Linked DNA regions of Mus musculus: all the other regions are linked to region 2. The links are chromatin loops, found by intact Hi-C in ENCODE. Cell type or tissue: heart. All regions are shown on one strand. Each heading gives the region's core, and the rest is flanking DNA. Links, peaks and the distances in the headings are about the cores only. Region 1 holds the start of Gm38976 (a long non-coding RNA gene). Region 2 has its middle 34 kb from the start of Dyrk1b. Region 3 holds the start of Dll3 (delta like canonical Notch ligand 3).

What was found. Hi-C counts contacts between places; a loop is a spot of excess contacts. Peaks named below come from ENCODE experiments on the same cell type or tissue, not always from the same donor. Only the 100,000 strongest peaks of a DNase experiment are listed, where the experiment ranks them.
Region 1: a loop joins it to region 2, with 10 times the contacts of the local background. A loop is called at or near these places in 18 of 42 quality-filtered maps.
Region 3: it touches region 2 in a loop (6-fold over the local background); 11 of 42 quality-filtered maps call a loop at or near these places.

Annotation. Positions count from the first base shown.
Region 1 is chr7:28,145,856-28,151,681 of GRCm38, forward strand. It overlaps 9530053A07Rik (RIKEN cDNA 9530053A07 gene), which reads left to right. Exons shown (of 20, transcript NM_001164655.1): 8 at 766-1,351; 9 at 1,461-1,660; 10 at 4,798-4,939. It overlaps Gm38976 (a long non-coding RNA gene), which reads right to left and starts at 2,647. Exons shown (of 3, transcript XR_881918.1): 1 at 2,578-2,647; 2 at 1,938-2,008; 3 at 240-362. It also overlaps the pseudogene Gm21925. In heart, for the core only: a CTCF peak has its summit at 2,672 (motif pointing right); no DNase peak of the experiment used is centred there; H3K27me3 peaks cover 1,084 bases.
Region 2 is chr7:28,211,387-28,217,212 of GRCm38, forward strand. No RefSeq gene overlaps it. Among named protein-coding and RNA genes, the nearest start is that of Dyrk1b, 34 kb to the left of the region's middle. In heart, for the core only: a CTCF peak has its summit at 2,959; no DNase peak of the experiment used is centred there; H3K27me3 peaks cover 359 bases.
Region 3 is chr7:28,299,613-28,305,438 of GRCm38, forward strand. Dll3 (delta like canonical Notch ligand 3) reads right to left here and starts at 2,173. Exons shown (of 9, transcript NM_007866.2): 1 at 2,072-2,173; 2 at 1,672-1,953; 3 at 555-612. The coding sequence starts at 2,134. In heart, for the core only: a CTCF peak has its summit at 2,742 (motif pointing left); a DNase peak (open chromatin) is centred at 2,812; H3K4me3 peaks cover 1,574 bases; H3K27ac peaks cover 454 bases; H3K27me3 peaks cover 3,447 bases.

The sequences.
Region 1 (5,826 bases), core at 557-4,556, 66 kb before region 2:
GGAATGGTGTTAATGTCTTTTGGACACTCTAGACATGCCTAGACTGTGCCTTTCCCCTGCCTCCTCCCAGTCTCCTCACACCTATGAAAAGCCAGTCGGCCAGGAGTGTGATGAGGAAGGGCACATATGTGGTGACATCAGGGGTGCACCAGGCAGAGCCCTCGGGTGATCCTCAGATGAGGCATGGAGCCTGGCTTTGCATCCAGCCACACTTACAGCAGCCACTCTGAGTGCCCCTGACTGCCAGGATGACTTGCATACACAGTCCCAAGCCACAGGGCGTGTCTACAGCCAAAGCCTTTGCAGGCGTCCTGTATCAGATTCACTAGATGACACTCTGGAGACAAGGCACCTGGTCCCTCCTAGACAGACAGGAAGCAGAAATACAGGTGAGTCTCCTGCCCAAGGGCACAGAAGGGTCTTCCCATGATGCTCTTTCTATGGTCTCTGTCCTATCCCAGTGCCTCACAGGACACTTGCCATTTGATTCAGGGTCCACTTGGATCCATGGTGGGTTTTTGGCAAGATTATACTTTTTATTACCCCAACAAAGACCCTTTTTTTTAAAATCTGTTCACATTTCAAGGTCCTGGCTCATATAAGATGCTGTTATTCTACATGTTTTACAAATATGAAAATGGGGGGGAGCAAAGGGTTGCTCAGGATTTCAGTGTCAGACAGGAACATCTAAAACAGACTAGGGACACTTAGTGACAGACTGCCTCAAAGCGCGCCCTCTGAAGCTTGGCATTCCCTGACTCCCAGGTGAACGGTGTGGACATGAAGCTGCCTGTGTTGCTGGATGAGGATAGAGTTCAGGCCTTCCGGCATGGCACAGATATGGTAATCGAGACCAAATTTGGCCTGCTCGTGTCCTACGATCTCAAATACAGCGTGCGTGTCAAGGTTCCCCACAACTACTATAAACACATGTGTGGCCTGTGTGGGGACTACAATGATGACCCCAAGAATGACTTCCAGAAGTCCGATGGCTCACAGGCAGCCAGTTCCAATGAGCTGGGAGACTCCTGGGAAAAAGCTGTGCCAGGTTCTTCCTGCACACCGCGGCCTTCCTGCAAACCGGGACAGGCTTGCAGCCCGAAGTGCTACCCAACTCTGGAGAAGAAGTACCGCGGGAAAGAGTTCTGTGGGCTGATCACCAGCCCCACGGGGCCACTGGCTGCCTGCCACAAACTGTTGGACCCCCAGGGTCCCTTGCAAAGCTGTGTCTTTGACCTCTGCCTGGGTGGTGGGAACCAGAGCATTCTCTGCAGCAGCATCCATGCCTACGTGAGCGCCTGCCAGGCGGCTGGGGGCACTGTCAAGCCATGGAGAAACCAGACTTTCTGTCGTAAGTGATGGGACACTGAGGGGTAGGGAGAGGGGAAGCTTGGGAGACAGGAGTAGAACCCCAACACACACCCTGATGTCCTAGTCAGCCCTCCCTCTCTCCCTGGCAGCAATGGAGTGCCCCCCTCACAGCCACTATGAGGTCTGCGCAGACACTTGCTCCCTGGACTGCTCAGCAATCACCACTCCTATGCAGTGCCTGACGCCATGTTCAGAGGGCTGTGAATGTGACACTGACTTCCTGCAGAGTATCACAACCTGTGTGCCCATGGAGAAATGTGGCTGCCACTACAACGGAGTCTACTATGAGGTAGGAACTCAGCCTTCTTGACAGAGCCCCGGACTTCCTCCTGAACCCAGCCCTCACTGCTTGTCGGACCTATAGCCTTCCCACCATTCCATCTTCTGAATACCTCTCTGCCCACATCTGTCCCCTCCCCTCACCCTGACTTGCTACACCTCGTCCAGTCCTTAATTTTCCTCCCTCTGGTCTACCATCCTCGTAGGAGTAGAAAAGACCTTTCCAAATGTCACCATAGGTATTGATGTTTTAAACTCTTTCCCTGGCTCCCAAAGTCAAGACTTACCTTTGTGTGTCACATCTGGACAAAGATGGCTCCCCTATTGTGAATCATACAGCTGGAGTCCTTCTGTTCTGCTAAGATAAAGATCATGGGTAGGAAAGGGAAAGCATTTCAAGTGCTGATCCTGGGCACTTTGTATCCACAGGTATTTGGTAGGGGTCTAACAAGCCAGAGCTGCTAATGTCAGAGCTCTGGTTCAAGAAGTGTCACAGCTCTTACAAAGGCCTAAGAGGCCAAGGCTTCCTTAGCCCTTAGCAGCAGCCAGTGTTACACCATAGGCCTGGGGTACGAGAGTCCTGTGCACGTAAAGTTCTGTGGAATTTTCCCAACAAACAGAGCCTGTTGTTTCTCTTCTGGTTCTTTACAGCCTCCTGCCATTCCTTGACTTCAGTTCTTCATCCTTCCGCCATCCCCTCCATCCTCACCCCAGTTGCTCTTTCCCAATGCTCAGCCGGCCACTCCCCGCCCCTCCTCCTCACTTCACTCTCTTTGTGTTGCCTGCTCAGCCCTCAATACTAAAAAGCTAGCAGGAAAAGACCACCCAGAAGCAGCCTTTCTTTGGGCCTACTGGTAAGGCCATGGAAGGTGGCACAGGGCTCTGTCTCCCAGCTGCCTCAGGAGGTGAGCTGAATAGCATACTTACAGTGCAGGGGTATTGAGACCACACACAGTGCAGGGGTCTTTAGACCTATCTTAGCTTTGCCTGTTCAGCACCAGTCAACAACATTCCCTGCCAGGCCACCAGGGGGAGCACTTCAGCTCCTGCCTAGAAACGCTTGCATCTAGAGTTCGCAGAGATCTGTGATAAAGTCTAGTGAAAACCAAAAGTCTTCTCCACAGATCCATGGATTGCTCAAAACCACGGATGCTGATCTGTGAGCTTAATCTGGCTGGCTCATTTGAGGGACAGTCCTTTGGCTCAAGACAGCCACAGCAACAAGAGAGTCCAGTAGCTGCCAAGTAGGGAATCAAATATCCTTACCGTCCAATATCTTACAGGAAAAGTGAACACGGGGCTTACGCTCTGAGAACAAAGCATTAGTCGTAACAATATGATTATAATAGTTTTTAAGAATTATTTTTATGTTATGTATGAACATCCATGCATGTCTACACACCATGAGTGTTCCTGGTGGGTGTCGTCAAAGAAGCTGTGGACGGAGGGCATCAGATCCTTTAGGGCTGGAGCTTCAGGTGCCTGTGAGATGCCATGGGAGTCCTGAGAATCAAACTCAGGTCCTCTGGGAGAGCAGTCAGGGCTCTTAATGACTGAGCCACCTCTCTAGCCCTGGTTTATAGCAACTAGCCAGTGCCTCGAGGAGAGACGTACCCCATCTTCTGCCCCATGACCACAAAGAGGAGCCTTGTCTGTTATAGCAGCTGTTCACTTCCTCTGCTTCCTCCTTTTGCTCCCCCACACGGAGGACTGCCTTAACGTGTGTGTGTGTGTGTGTGTGTGTGTGTGTGTGTGTGTAGTAATAAAAGCAAATGTGTGGGTGTGTGGCAATGCTCATGGACCTGTGTGATGTACACAGATAGACTTTTGGTTATGAAATCAAATGTGTGATGTCAAGAGATGAGAGAAAGTGTCCGCCATACACCTGTTTGTTGCTTAGCTTGCACAGTTATGATCTGTTCTTGCTTCACCTTCACCCCTTTACAAAGCAGCCTGGATTATTGAAAAGCTGTCTCTCTACTGTCACCTGTGCTTCACACATTGTATTAAGGCAGCTGTACTTGCCACTTTTCCCCCAAGACAGGGTTTCTCTGTGTAGCCCTGGCTGTCCTTGAACTCTCTCTGTAGACCAAGCTATCCTTGAATTCGGAGGTCTACCTGCCTCTGCCTTGCAAGTGCTGGGACTAAAAGGTGTGCACCATCACCACGACCCCGCTCATTGTACTTTATTAGTTCTGTCCTATCATTAAGTATCTACTGTCTGCCAATGAGAAAAATGACACATAAAGAAACTGAGCTGCGTTGTTTAGAGTTTGGGAAGAGCCTGCACCAGAGCCTTTGCCCTGATCCTTCTTCCTTCCTCCTCCCTCCCTCCCTCCCTCCCTTCCTTCCTTCCTTCCTTCCTTCCTTCCTTCCTCCCTCCTGCCTCCCTCCTTCCTTCCTCCCTCCTCCTCCCTCCATCCCTTCCTTCCTTTCTCTTTCTTTCTTTTTTAATGAGATACTTTCTTTATTTACATTTCAAATGTTACTCATTCTTTCTTTTTTGGTGGTCTTGGCATGTGGCCCTAAGTGACTCACTATGTAGTCCAGACTGGCCTCAAACTTTCAACAATCCTCTTGCCTCAGCCTCCCTAGTGATAGGATAATATGCCCGGCATGCTTTGTTTGCATTGACTGTTAAACTCTGCTTCTCCTAAACAGTGAATTTTCTAGAATGAATGGGTGAATGAATGAATGAATGAATGAAGTGGATGGATGGATGGATGGATGGATGGATGATGGATGGATGATGGATGGATGGATGGATGGATGGATGATGGATGGATGGATGGATGGATGGATGATGGATGGATGGATGGATGATGGATGGATGATGGATGGATGGATGGATGATGGATGGATGGATGGATGGATGGATGATGGATGGATGGATGGATGGATGGATGATGGATGGATGGATGATGGATGGATGGATGGATGATGGATGGATGATGGATGGATGGATGGATGGATGGATGGATGGATGGATGGATGAGTTGAGCCCCAAAGCCATGCAGTACCTCAGCCTCACTGGCAATGGACCACACTGCTGCAGTTGCTTTGTATACTCCAGTTCCTTCTGTGCCTGAAACACTGGGAATCGGCCTCCGCCTCTGGTTACTGATAGCATGCTCTCTGTCCCCACAGCCAGAGGAGTCAGTTCTCATTGAAAACTGCCAGCAACATTGTGTGTGCCAACCAGGCAAAGGCATGATGTGCCAGGATCACAGCTGCAAACCAGGACAGGTGTGCGAGCCCTCAGGAGGCGTCCTGACCTGCGTCACCAAAGGTGCTGGGCAGTGTGGCTGGGCTGGTGTGGGGGGACACAGGACACGGGCTGTGTGGCTGGGCTGGTGTAGGGGGACACAGGACACGGGCTGGGAGCTGAGGGTGACAAGCTTCATGGTGAGAGGTTCAGAGGGCTGTGGATTGAGATGCCAGACCTTAGGCTGCGATTCTAGGAGCCAGAGGCAGAGGTCATGCAGGCTGGGTGTCAGGGGGCTTTAAGGCTGCGGGAACCCTGGGGCAAGATTTTGATGGTGGAGGTCAGAGGCCCTTGGAGTACTGCAGGATTGGGCGATCTTTTGTTCTCAAATGCAGTGACAATTACCTAAGTTTGCAGGCCACATGGCCTGGAGTAAAACTTCTCACTGAAAAGCAGATTTATTTACAACTGCAAGCACCAGAAGGTTCTGAGTTCTTGCCCAGGGGCTCATTGGGTTGGACATGGGGCTTCAGAAACCAGCATCGGAGTCCAGGAATCGCTGGGCTAATCAGAGCTCTGAGATTCTAAGGTGGTTGTCCCCAGGGTAGAAGCAGAAACAAAATCAAAGAAGAACCTTGACTATGGTACCGTCCAAGCAGAGGCTCATGATTTTGGAGATGCAGGTCTCAGAAGAGGCGCCCCTCCTTCAAAACTGGGGACACAGTTTTAACCTCAAAACGGTTTCTCAGGAAGGCAACCCTCTCGTGCAACGAACGAAGGAGGAGGACTCCAGAGTTAAGGGCCGGGCTGGGGTTCTCAGAAATGATGAGCAGGACTGCAGGGTCGCTGAGGGAAAGTCTGCATTGATCAGGGTCCCAGCAGGAGAAAGGAAGTTTACTATGGCAAGGGATTCACATATTTGAGGATGTGTGCGGCTAAGTCCCTGCTTAGCATATGCTGCACCCTGGAGT
Region 2 (5,826 bases), core at 1,000-4,999:
TCCCTTCTTACCCAAAGGAAACCTGTACTGGCTGGTTTTGTGTGTCAACTTGACACAGGCTGGAGTTAACACAGAGAAAGGAGCTTCAGTTGAGGAAATGCCGCCACAAGATCCAGCTCTAAGGCATTTTCTCAATTAGTGATCAAGGGTGGTAGGACCCATTATGTGTGGTACCATCTCTGGGATGGTAATCTTGGTTCTATAAGAGAGCAGGCTGAGCAAGGCAGGGGAAGCAAGCCAGTAAGTCACATCCCTCCATGGCCTCTGCATCAGCTCCTGCTTCCTGACCTGCTTGAGTTCCAGTCCTGACTTCCTCTGGTGATCAACAGCAACATGGAAGTGTAAGCTGAATAAACCCTTTCCTCCCCAACTTGCTTCTTGGTCATGTTTGTGTAGGAATAGAAACCCTGACTAAGAAAAAACCCTAAGACTCATTGAACCAGTCACTGCCAGCTCCCAACCCCCAAACCACATACCCGTGTCTCTGTGTGGATCTCCCTTCCTCTGCACATTTCACCTTGGTGAAATCACACAGTTTATAGCTACAACATAAAATCCGATGAGTTTTTATATATGACACTTGCCAAACCATAACCACAATGAAAACCATGACGTCATCCATGGACATCTAAGAACTTTCAGGACCTAAAGATTTATATGTAGGTATTTACCCAAGGAGTGGAAACAGGAGCTCCCCAACTCCTGATTCTGTTTGTTGAACTGTCACACACACACACACACACACACACACACACACACACACTATGGAGAGCGCTGCTAGTACAGGGGTCCTTTCTAATCCCATCATAGAGAAAAGATGTGAACAACCAAGCTCTAGTTCAAGTTCAAGAGCAATGAGCTAATGGTTCATTCTTGAAAAACTTCTGCAATCTTCTACAGCTCATGGTTCATTGTGGGGAAACTACAAGAGGTCAAATTTCAGACATTTTTTTTCCGTTCTTCACCCCCCCACACACACACATCCCCATGGCTCTAAGGATGGAACCCAGAACCTTGTATATAAGCAAGTACTCTCACTGAGCCACGCCCCCAGCCCCTCCCTGGGGGATTCTAGGCAGGGGCTCTACCGAGAACAGAAGGATCATGAATTGGATGCCAGACTGGACTACACAGTATGAATCCATCCGAAGAAGTGCAGGGCAGAGCCAACATAGTCTGCAAACCTCCCAGCCTGCCCCTGGCCAGGAAGCAACATCATCCAGCTGGGAAGAGTGGAAATTGAAGCTTAGTTGTCCTGTTATCAAAAATACCTTTAGGAATCCTTCAGGATTTTTCTTTCCAATAAGCGGGGTTGGCTAGGGCCTTGGACAGGAACACCTATTGCTGGGATGGGACATCTTCTGAGGGGTCCATTTGCCTCCAGCCTCCATAAGGATGGAGAGTATATGATGCCATTGACAATCTCATGACATGCTCCCTCCCTCCCTCTTTCCCTCTCTCCCTTTGCCTTCCCCTGTGTGTGAGTGGGGGAAAGCATGTGTCATGGTTCCCTAGAGTCACAGAACTTATGGGAAGTCTCTATATAGTAAAGGAATTTGTGAATGACTTATAGTCTGCAGTCCAACTCCCAACAATGGTCAGCAGCAGCTGTGAATGGAAGTCCAAGGATCTAGCAATCGCTCAGTCCCACAAGGCAAGCAGGCAAAGGAGAGAGTAAATCTACCTTCCTCCAATGGCTTCCATAGGTCTCCAGCAGAAGGTGTGGCCCAGATTAAAGGTGTGTGCCACCATACTTTGTCCCAGATGACCTTGAACTCAGAGATTTCCCTGTCTTAATCTTCTAGGATTAATAGCCACTATGCCTCAAGATCTCCATGCCAAGGATTAATAGCCACTATGCCTCAAGATCTCCATGCCAAGATCCAGGTCAGAAATTTGTATCTCCCAGCCTCCAGATTAGGATCACAGTTGAGCCTTCCAATTCTGGATTGTAGATCATTCCAGATATAGTCGAGTTGACAACCAGGAAGAGCCACTGCAGCGTGCATGCACACATGCAGCATGCATGCACACATGCATGGTGGGCAGCTGGAGAACATATATGCACATGCAAGTGTAGGCTGGGGCTCAGCATTGAGTGCCATCTTTAACAGCTCTCTCCCTGAACCTAGAGGGTCACCAGCTCAGCTAGCCTAGCTTGCCAGTAGGCCCCAAAGGTCCCCCTATCTCCACCTCCCCAGCTATGGTGCAAACCATAGGTGCAAACTACACCTGGGAATCCAGTCTCACATGTTCATGCCTGCAGAACAAACTTTACCAAGAGACCCATTTCTCAGACCCACTTGTGGTATTTTGTTGTCTGCTATTTTGAGTGGTGAATAGGACCCAAAGCCAGGCGCCACCACTGAGCTCCATCTCCGACCTTTCATTTTGCTTGGTTGCTTACTTGTTTCTTTTTGAGACTCTGTAGCCCTGGCTTTTCTGCCTGGAACTTGTCGTGGTGAGTCTTCTGCCTCAGCCATCCAAGTGCTGAGATTACATACAAGCACCACCACACCTCGCCGCTCCCAGCCCTTGCTTGGTGTGTGGGTCTTGTTTTGATTTAGGTTTATTTGTGTGCATGAGAGTTACAAACGCTTGTAAACTCTTGTGTGTGTGTGTGTGTGTGTGTGTGTGTGTGTGTGTGTGTGTGCGCGCGCGCGCGCGCTGGGAATCCCACCAGGGACCTCTGCAAGGGCAGGCGATGCTCTTAATCGCTGAGCCATGTCTCCAGCCAGAAGAAACATGATGGGGCTTTGTAGCTCAGGTTGGCCTCAAACCGGTGATACCCCCTCCTCCTCCCTGGGCTGGGATTACCGCCGTACGCCAGTCAGTTATGGCTCCTCACCCCACCATGCTTAAGGGTGCCAAACGACCCACAGCCACCTAGCCATCTCCTTCACGGCCCTTTGACTCTTTCAGAGTGCATGCTTCCTAGTCCCCTGTTGCCCTTTGTCGCCTCCCGGCGGCTGCTTTGCACACTGCAGATTTTCTAGCCCCAGTCACTTCCCAAAGCGGGCTAAGGAATCAGGACCAGGGCTAAGGATATAGGTTGCTCCTGACCCTGGTGAACCCAGAAGAAGCACCATTAGCCAAGAAAATCTGTTACTCAAGGTGAAACCAACATCTAGGATGAGAAAAGTGTTCAGAGTACAGAGGAGTCGGGAGTCACAGAAACCAGGAGCCACTGACGTCAACAACTCACCTGCCATGCCTGGAAACACACACCCAGGAACAGACATTTCTGGGAGACTGGGCTCATATTTGGCCCTGTGCTGACAGTGGCAAGGAGCCCAAACAGAGCGACAAAACCGGGCATCGTGGTGTCTGCCTATAATGCCAATATTTTTCAGGTGGAAGCAAGAAAGTTAGTTTGAGACCAGCCTGGGCTACATGCTACCCTATCTCAAAATCCAATAGCCAGGCACTGAAGTGCACACTACTAGTCCCAGCACTCGAGAGACAACGGCAGAGGATTCTCTGTGCATTCCAAGCCAGCCTGGTCTACGTACAGAGTGGACAAGCCAGGGCTACATGAGACCCCCAATATGTATCTATGAGCGGGAAGACGCTGGGTCACTGAGCTCTGCAAACTGGACATGGGAGTGTCCCTTTGGCACAGACCTTGGCAACGACAACTAATCCCAAAGAGAATAATGGTGGGAGCAGGAAGTTAGAATGCTTCCCCAACAGCCTGCGGGCACAGGTCAGCTGTGGCTGGGATCCAGAGTCAGTATAATGACAAAGCCCCAGGAGACCCAAGAGATCTTTCACTTGGAAAAACTGAAGCCCATGAGGATTCACCTCAGACAAAAGCTCTGACAGCTGCTATTTCCTGTGTGTATGTGTGTCTCCTTGTGTGTCCATGTGTTCTGGTGTCCACAGAGGCCATGTGCCACGCACTCCGATCGAGTCAGCTTGACAGGCCGAGAGGCTTAGAAGCTACTCACGAGGCAAAGAGTTTCATGGAAACTCACCTCCTGGAGTCTGGCGTCCTCTCTAACCCATACATTAATATTCCATTCCCGCATTAGTCTGGTGTATGGATCAACGTGCTCTCTTTTAGTATTATCTTATTATAAGTGCCTTTTAAGATTGAATTCTGACATAGCTAAGCCTTCACCAGTGTTCCAACAGTCCTAGAACGTCCTTGAGCTAGACCATGGGCTTGGAATTCAGTAAGAATGTTGCCTATTCAGTGACATTCAGAATTGCCTCTGGCATTACACTATCACTTTGAATAAAAGCTAAGTCACTGCCCTACACAGGAATTTACCATCTTCTAGGAAGAAGGAAGTTTGAGACCTAAAGAGGAACCAGAGTAGATACTTAGAACTTTAGATAGCTGAGTTACACCCATACACACGCATTTACAATGGCCTAGGGGGAAGGTGGACTATACAATAGACTAAAATAGGAACTATGGCAAGGGCATGAAGCCCTTGACCCTGGCTTCTAAGATTAAGTGAATCTTAGGTGGAGCTCTTTTTGATCCCAGTTGTTAACAATGAATTCTATCCCAGGTGGTTCCTGTTAGAATTTCTGTGTTTGTATTCCTCTGTTTTGTGTAAGAATCCAGTAACCTCTTTGTACCTTGCTGGTGTGTCACCCAACTTCCTGATTTTCTTCTGTATAAAAAGTTTGATGCTCAATTTGACAAATTACATTCAGATTCTATACAACCTCTCCTGTGTGCATCTGTCTGTCATTCAATCCAACGCTCTGCCCACCTGTGACTAGAGACCCATTCCATGCAGACAAAGGGGCCCAGAGGGTCTGTGGCAGCCATTGGATCCCCTGTGATTAAATTTACAAGCAACTGTGAGCCACCATGTATATGCTGGGATCCAAACCTTGGTCCTCCTCTAGAGCTGTAAGGGCTCTTAATCCGTGAGACATCTCACTAGCCCAAAACTAATTTTTTAAAAAATTGTTTTAATAAAGATGTTATTTATTTTATGTATGCGAGTACCCCATCACTGTGTACTCAGACACACCAGAAGAGGGCATCAGATCCCATTACAGATGGTTGTGAGCCACCATGTGGTTACTGGGAATTGAACTCAGGACCTCTGGAAGAATAGTCAGTGCTCTTAACCACTGAGCCATCTCTCCAGCCCATCCCAAACTGGATTTTTGTTTTGGCTTTTTTGACAGGGTTTCTCTGTGTAGCCCTAGCTGTTCCAAACCTTGGCTCTGTAAACAAGCTTTCCTTCAAATTCACAGAGATCCACTTGCCTCTGCCTTCCAAGTGCTGAGACTAAAGGTTTCTCTGTGAACCCCTGGTTGCCCTGGAACTTGCTCTGTAGACCAGGCTGCCCTTAAACTCAGAGATTTGCCTGCCTCTGCCTCCTGAGTGCTGGGATTAAACATGTACACCACCATAGCCTGGCAAGTTGTAGACTTTTTGAGACAGGGTCTCACTATGTAGCCCTGGCTGGCCTGGAATTCACTATGTAGACCAGGCTGCCCTGAAACTCAGCGATCAGAGGGCCTCTGCCTCCAATATGTTAGGATTAAGGGTGTGTGCCACCCTTTGCCCAAATGTATTTGTGTACACTAAGTGTGTAGTTAATGTCATCTGTAACCTCGTGTTTTTCCACCTGTTCTCTCTGTTCCCAAAAATAACGACTCTGAGACTTAATATTTCATGACTAATTGCCTAGGCCAAAGCCCTGGGTCACCCCCTGACTAGCTCATATCTATCACCCCATTATTCTTTTCTAAGATCTGCCATGCACCTGATCACCTGGTCCTCCCTTTCATGTGACTGCAGTCCTCCAGTGTCTGAGGGCCAATTCCTTTTGTGTTTCACTCTATTCAGAG
Region 3 (5,826 bases), core at 899-4,898, 88 kb after region 2:
ACAGCCTGGGCTACACAGCAAGTTCAAGGCCTGTCTACATTATGTGACACCCTGTTTCAAGAAAAAGACTTAAATTTTAGGTGCAGCATAGTGGGGATAATTCCTATAATGGGCATTTTGAAGACAGTTTGGGCTACATGAGACATTGTTTCAAATACAAAATCAAGGCCAAGGAGATGGCTCAGAAGTAGAGTGTCCCAGGAATCTACTAGGGACTAGGAGCAAGGCTCAATGATGGAGTCTTGCATAGCATATGGGGAGTTCTTCTCTATTACAACAGATAAGATACAATAAATGGATTTTGGAGCCCTTTGTCTCATTTTGGGGTCAGAGATGCTCAACCTCTCTCAGGACATGGTCTTTACATTGCTACCATTAGGAATTTTGAATTATATTTATACCCAGATTGCCCACAGATCCAAAACCACTAGCCCAGCACCACATCCTAGGAGCTATGATGACATCACAAGCCCAGCAGGAATGCTCCACTTTAGAGGCAGCCCATTATCAGTCCTGAACTCAACACTGCCCCTTCCTACCCGTGAGACACCCACCTCCAGCATGCTCTCCCAGCTGCTCTCTCCAGGTTTCAATGACGAGGGAGAAGGTGCCCTGGTTGGACAGAGAAGAACGAAGAGAGGAAGCCGGTGGTCAGGGAAGCTCACTGACCTCCAGAACACAGCACGGAGTCTGGAAGCCAGCTCTGGGACTGAGCTACGGAGCATTCCCAGAAGGAGCTGCCCCGGGAGCCAGGAGCATTTTGGTCTCATTCTGGATACGCCATTGTGCCAAGTGTGTTTGCACATACCTGTAATCCCAGCGCTCAGGAGGCTGAGATAGGAGGGTTTCAAATATGAGGTTAGTTTGGGGTATCTAGCAAGACCCTGTCCAAAAGGACATACTAAGGTGTTCCCATCTACAGGTGAGGAAATAAAATATGGAAAAAGTTCCCAACAATGTCTACATTTCAAATACGGGCCCTGATTCTTTTTGAGATGTGCAGGGTACAGGGATGGGGACCAGGATTCAGTAAGTGACCTGATGTCCCAACCAAAAGAACTAAGGCTGGAAACATGAGAGATTAGGTGACCTCAAGAAAGTGCTTGAGAGGAGCCCCAGGTCCAAAGAAGAGATCTAGAATAAAGACAAAGACCCCAACTCGACTTGCTATTGCACCCCATAACTCCAGCACTTGGGAGATGGGAGTGAGTGAAGACAGGAGGATCAGGAACTCACGACCAGATTTAGCTACATAGTGAACTCAGAGACAGCCAGGCTTGTCTCTAAAAATACAAAACAAAATACAAACAATAACAACAAAACAGGATGAGAAGAGGATTCACTGGGTAAAAAACACTTACTGAAAACCTTAGTCCAACCCCCTGGGTCCCACATGGTAAATAAAGGGCAGAACTGAAATTGTCCACATATCGCTGTAAAGCGTATTCGTGAGTATAACACACACACACACACACACACACACACACACACACACACACACACACACAACCACAAAAAGATGAGAAGCCCAGTTTTAAGACATCCCTGAAGAGAATAGCGGAGGGGGTCTGGGAATGTGGGTTTCGGAGAGGAGGGGGTAGTAAAGGCTCTGGGGCACGGGATGGTGTCGGGAGCTGGGGGGGGACAGAAAGAGGTGGAGGTTGGACTCACCGGCCAAGCATCGCGGAAGGGCACACGTACGAGGCCATCAGGCAGCGGCAGGGCAGCCGCTGACTCTCCGGGGTGCTCCGTATAGACCGGGACGCTCGTGCTCAGTGCTGCGCCCAGGGCGCACAGGGACTCGGTGGCCTCCTGGGAGACTCCGGGCTTCAGGCAGACCCTGAAGAAGAGGCGGCAAGGGCCTCGGGCGTTGCAGGGGGAGCGTGGGGTCCCGAGGCCTGGGCCTGGCCCGAAAGAATGAATTTGTAGCTCGAAGACACCAGCTGGCAGTGCCTGGGACAGAGAGGGCCACAAGGTTAAGGGACCTAGGTATCTGTGTGCCCCATGAAAGTCTCTAAGACCTCCAGGTCTCGGCCCAACCCCATCTGTTCCTTTCCTTTCTGTATCTGACCTGAGGAAGAAGAAAAGCCAGGATCAGCGTCTGGGAAAGCGGAGACACCTGCAGAGAGACCATTGCTTTGGGGGACAGGATGGGGAAATAGTCTCAGGAGTCGCAGCTGCTGGATGCCGGAGTCTTATATTTGAGGGGACGCTCCGCCCCTTCAGGCCAGTCTTTTAGCTACCGGCCGAGAGGGGTCCCAGGGAAAGGGATACAGTAACTCTATGTGGGCGACTTGGTGAGGTTCATCCTGAGTGTGATTGCATGCGCCAATCTGAAAGCGGCAGGGGTTAATTTCTAAGATACTGTGCGTACTGAAGTGGGAGAACGGAAATACAGGTGCATTCCTCTCTATCATGTATGTACTTATGTGAGCTCCTGTCCGCTGTGGAGGACCCTATGAACCCATGAGTGCAGTGAATGCGTCTCCAGCCGGCTGTGTGTGAGGTTGTGTTTCGGAGCCCCACAGAGGAGGCGGTGAGGAAGAATCCTGAGTTCTTTGTGTGGACCCCTGTGTGTTTGTGGAAGACCTCTCGTGTGTATGCATGTGTGTTTCCCCTTCTTAAAACAAAGCCCCCCCTCCGCGAAGCCAGTATCGCCACCAGACGCCAGGCTAGGATCCTGGTCTTGGAGGGGCCTCCCAGCTGTATGTAAATGTCGCCATCTGCCGGGCGGCCGTGCCCCTCCCCCTTGGGCCGCAGCTGGGCCTCCCATTTGGGCTCAGGAAGGTGTGAGAGGCAAACGGACAGGAAATTAGTCTTCAGTCTTCGGGCACCAGGGCCCCACTCTCCACCCCAGATGAATGGAGCTGCTCATCCCACCCCGGGGGGCGAGGAGGTGGGATTTCGCAGGATCCAGGCAAGTAAAACAATTTAGGTGCAGGTGCCCAGGCTAGTGTGCTGAAGTCAGACGGTGAGCAAGGCTGCAGAAACAGAGGAAACCCACTCCCCACCCCCAGTAAATACTAAGTTAATACTCAGAGCTAGTAATTTTAGGGAAAATATAAGTTGCTCCTATATCCACATTTGTCTTGTAGAGGGGAGACGGCTATAGTCCCACTAAATGTTTAGTCGAAAAAGAGGCGTGGGTGGGCATGGCAGACCTGTAATCCCAGCAGTGCAGAAGCAGGACAAACAAGAGAAAGAAGCCAGCCTAGACGACATAAAGCCTTTCTCAAAACCAATACAGGAAAATACCACAAAACCCTACCACACCTGGTTTTGCTTCACCACGAGGCAAGGTGGTATTTCCAGAGCTCTGAATCACAAATAAAGCAGACTTTAAGGGATTTCTGAAAGTCTTAGCTGTTTAGGACTTTGTTACGCACAGAAACAGAGCCCCTGCTAAGGCCTGGGGTGTGAGGAGGATCCTGGAGCAAACACATTGTGAACAGCAAAGGCTGAGGCCCTGGGACGATCATGCCTGCCCGACCAGCCATCCCAGGAGCTTTTCCTCTCACTGTAGACTCTGCTGGCACACACCTTCCAAAGAGGCGCTCCAGATCATTCCATCCGGTCTAAAACAGCATCTTCCAGCTGGTGAGATGACTTAGGCAGGGCACTTTCTGCCAAGCCTGTTTTCACCCGTGGATCCACATGGCCAGGAACTACCCCCACCACTCTTCTCTTACCGGATGCCCATGCCTACTCTGCCCCCAGACATATAAAAATATAAAACAAACAAACACCTCTAAGGCCCCAAACCACTGCTTCTCTCCTCAGTTCTCTTTCCTGTGAACACTCCTTATGCCTGTTAGGTTAGCACTCCGGCTGAGCTACCACCCCAGCCCTTGCCTAGTCTGAGACAGAGTGGCCAGCCCAAAACCCTCCACACTCCTGCCTGCCTGTTTCCCGAATAGCTAGAATTATAGTCTTATGTGTTCCCCTTTTCTCTGCCCCCATTTTTTATCTCTATCCCCCCACAACTGCCTGCCTTACATCTCCCCTGAGGGAACAGTAGGACACTGCTTCCTAGCAGCCTTGTTCACTACTGTCTTGGGGTGTGAGGAGGGGACATGACTATACACACAAACGACTCCACACAGAGAGCCCTGGAGAACAGGGCATTTGGGGTTAAATGCTTCCCGCCTCATCATATGAGCACTGTCTCAGGGCTCCTGCACCTATGTTCAATTCTCTCCTCCAGTGGGAGTGACACGAGACAGGGCTGAGGTAGCAGACTTAAGTCACATTTCAAATCCATTCTAGAAGACTGTAGGGGTACATGTTTATAACCACAGTACTCAAGAGGCTGAGGCAGGAGGGCCAATTAAGTGCAAAGCCAATTTGAGCTACATAGCAAGATCATCTCAGACATGAGGGCCCCTCCCTCAGAGGGCTCTGAGGGACCCCAACTCCAAAAACCACGTTCCCTCCACCCACAACCCATTCCACCCAGGATCCTATCCCTACAGCAAGCTTTGGTCCACTGTTGTTCTTTTAATCCCAGCACTGAAGGGAGAAGAGGCAGGCAGTTCTCTGTGAGTTGGAGTCCAACCTGGTCTACTGAAAGAATTCCAGGCAGCAAGTTATACAGTGAAACCTGTCCTGGAAGAAGGAAAAAAGAGAAGGGAGTCCTCAAAATCTGCTGGGAGCACCCCTCTGTATTGCCTAGTACTCTGGGCTGAGAGCTTTGGCTGCTGGGAGCACCCCTCTGTATTGCCTAGTACTCTGGGCTGAGTTTTGGTTTTACTTGTAACTCTTTGTATAGTGTCTTGCTACATAACCAGTTTTGCTTCAAACTTGACAGTTCTCCTGTGTCTTAAAAGCTGAAATTACAGCCCTGTGGCACACCAACCCTTCCCCCCATGGTACCACCAAAGGCACTTTAAACAACCTAGAATGCAGTCTCATCTGACCCATGTCTTCAAACTGCCAAAAAAGCATTAATTTTTGGTTTTACGCAGGCTAATACTAGATGCTGGCTGGAGCAGGGGCTTGGGTCAGATGCTCCACCCTACCTCAGACAGGAAGAAACTAAGGCCTTAAGTCTTTTTTTTTTTTTTTTTTTTGATTGAGACAGGGTTTCTCTGTGTGACCCTGGCTGTCCTGGAACTCACTCTGTAGACCAGGCTGGCCTCGAACTCAGAAATTCACCTGCCTCTGCCTCCCAAGTGCTGGGATCAAAGGCGTGCGCCACCACTGCTTTGCCTTAAGACCTTAAGTCTTAAGTACCTTGCAGTAGCTTGCCAAAAGTTTGCGTGGCTACTACACAAGAGCCTATCAATTTGTGAACTATTTTGGGTGGGCTGGAGAGATGGCTCAGCAGTTAAGAACACTGGCTGCACTTGCAGAGGACATAGGTTCAATTTCCAGCACCCTCATAGCAGCTCCCTCACAACCTTGGGGGATTCCAAGCCCTCTTCTGGCCTCCATGAGTTCTAGAATAAGCACACGGTGCATTGACAAAGCACATATATACACATTATAAAAACGAATGGACTATCATTGGGGCTGGAGAGATGGCTCAGGTCAACAGCACTGATTGCTATTCCAGAGGACCTGAGTTCAATTCTAGCACCCACATAGTGGCTCAAAACTGTAACTCCAGGTCTAGGGGATCCCACACCCTCACAAAGAAATACATACAGGCAAAACACCAATAAATATAAAGAAAAATAAATTAATTAAAAAACCCTATTAGTGAGCCGGGCGTGGTGGTGCACGCCTTTAGTTCCAGCGCTTGGAAGCAGAGGCAGGTGGACCTCTTGAGATCACGGTTAGCAAGCTCTACGCAGCGAGACCATGTCTCCAAAAAGACAAAGCAAT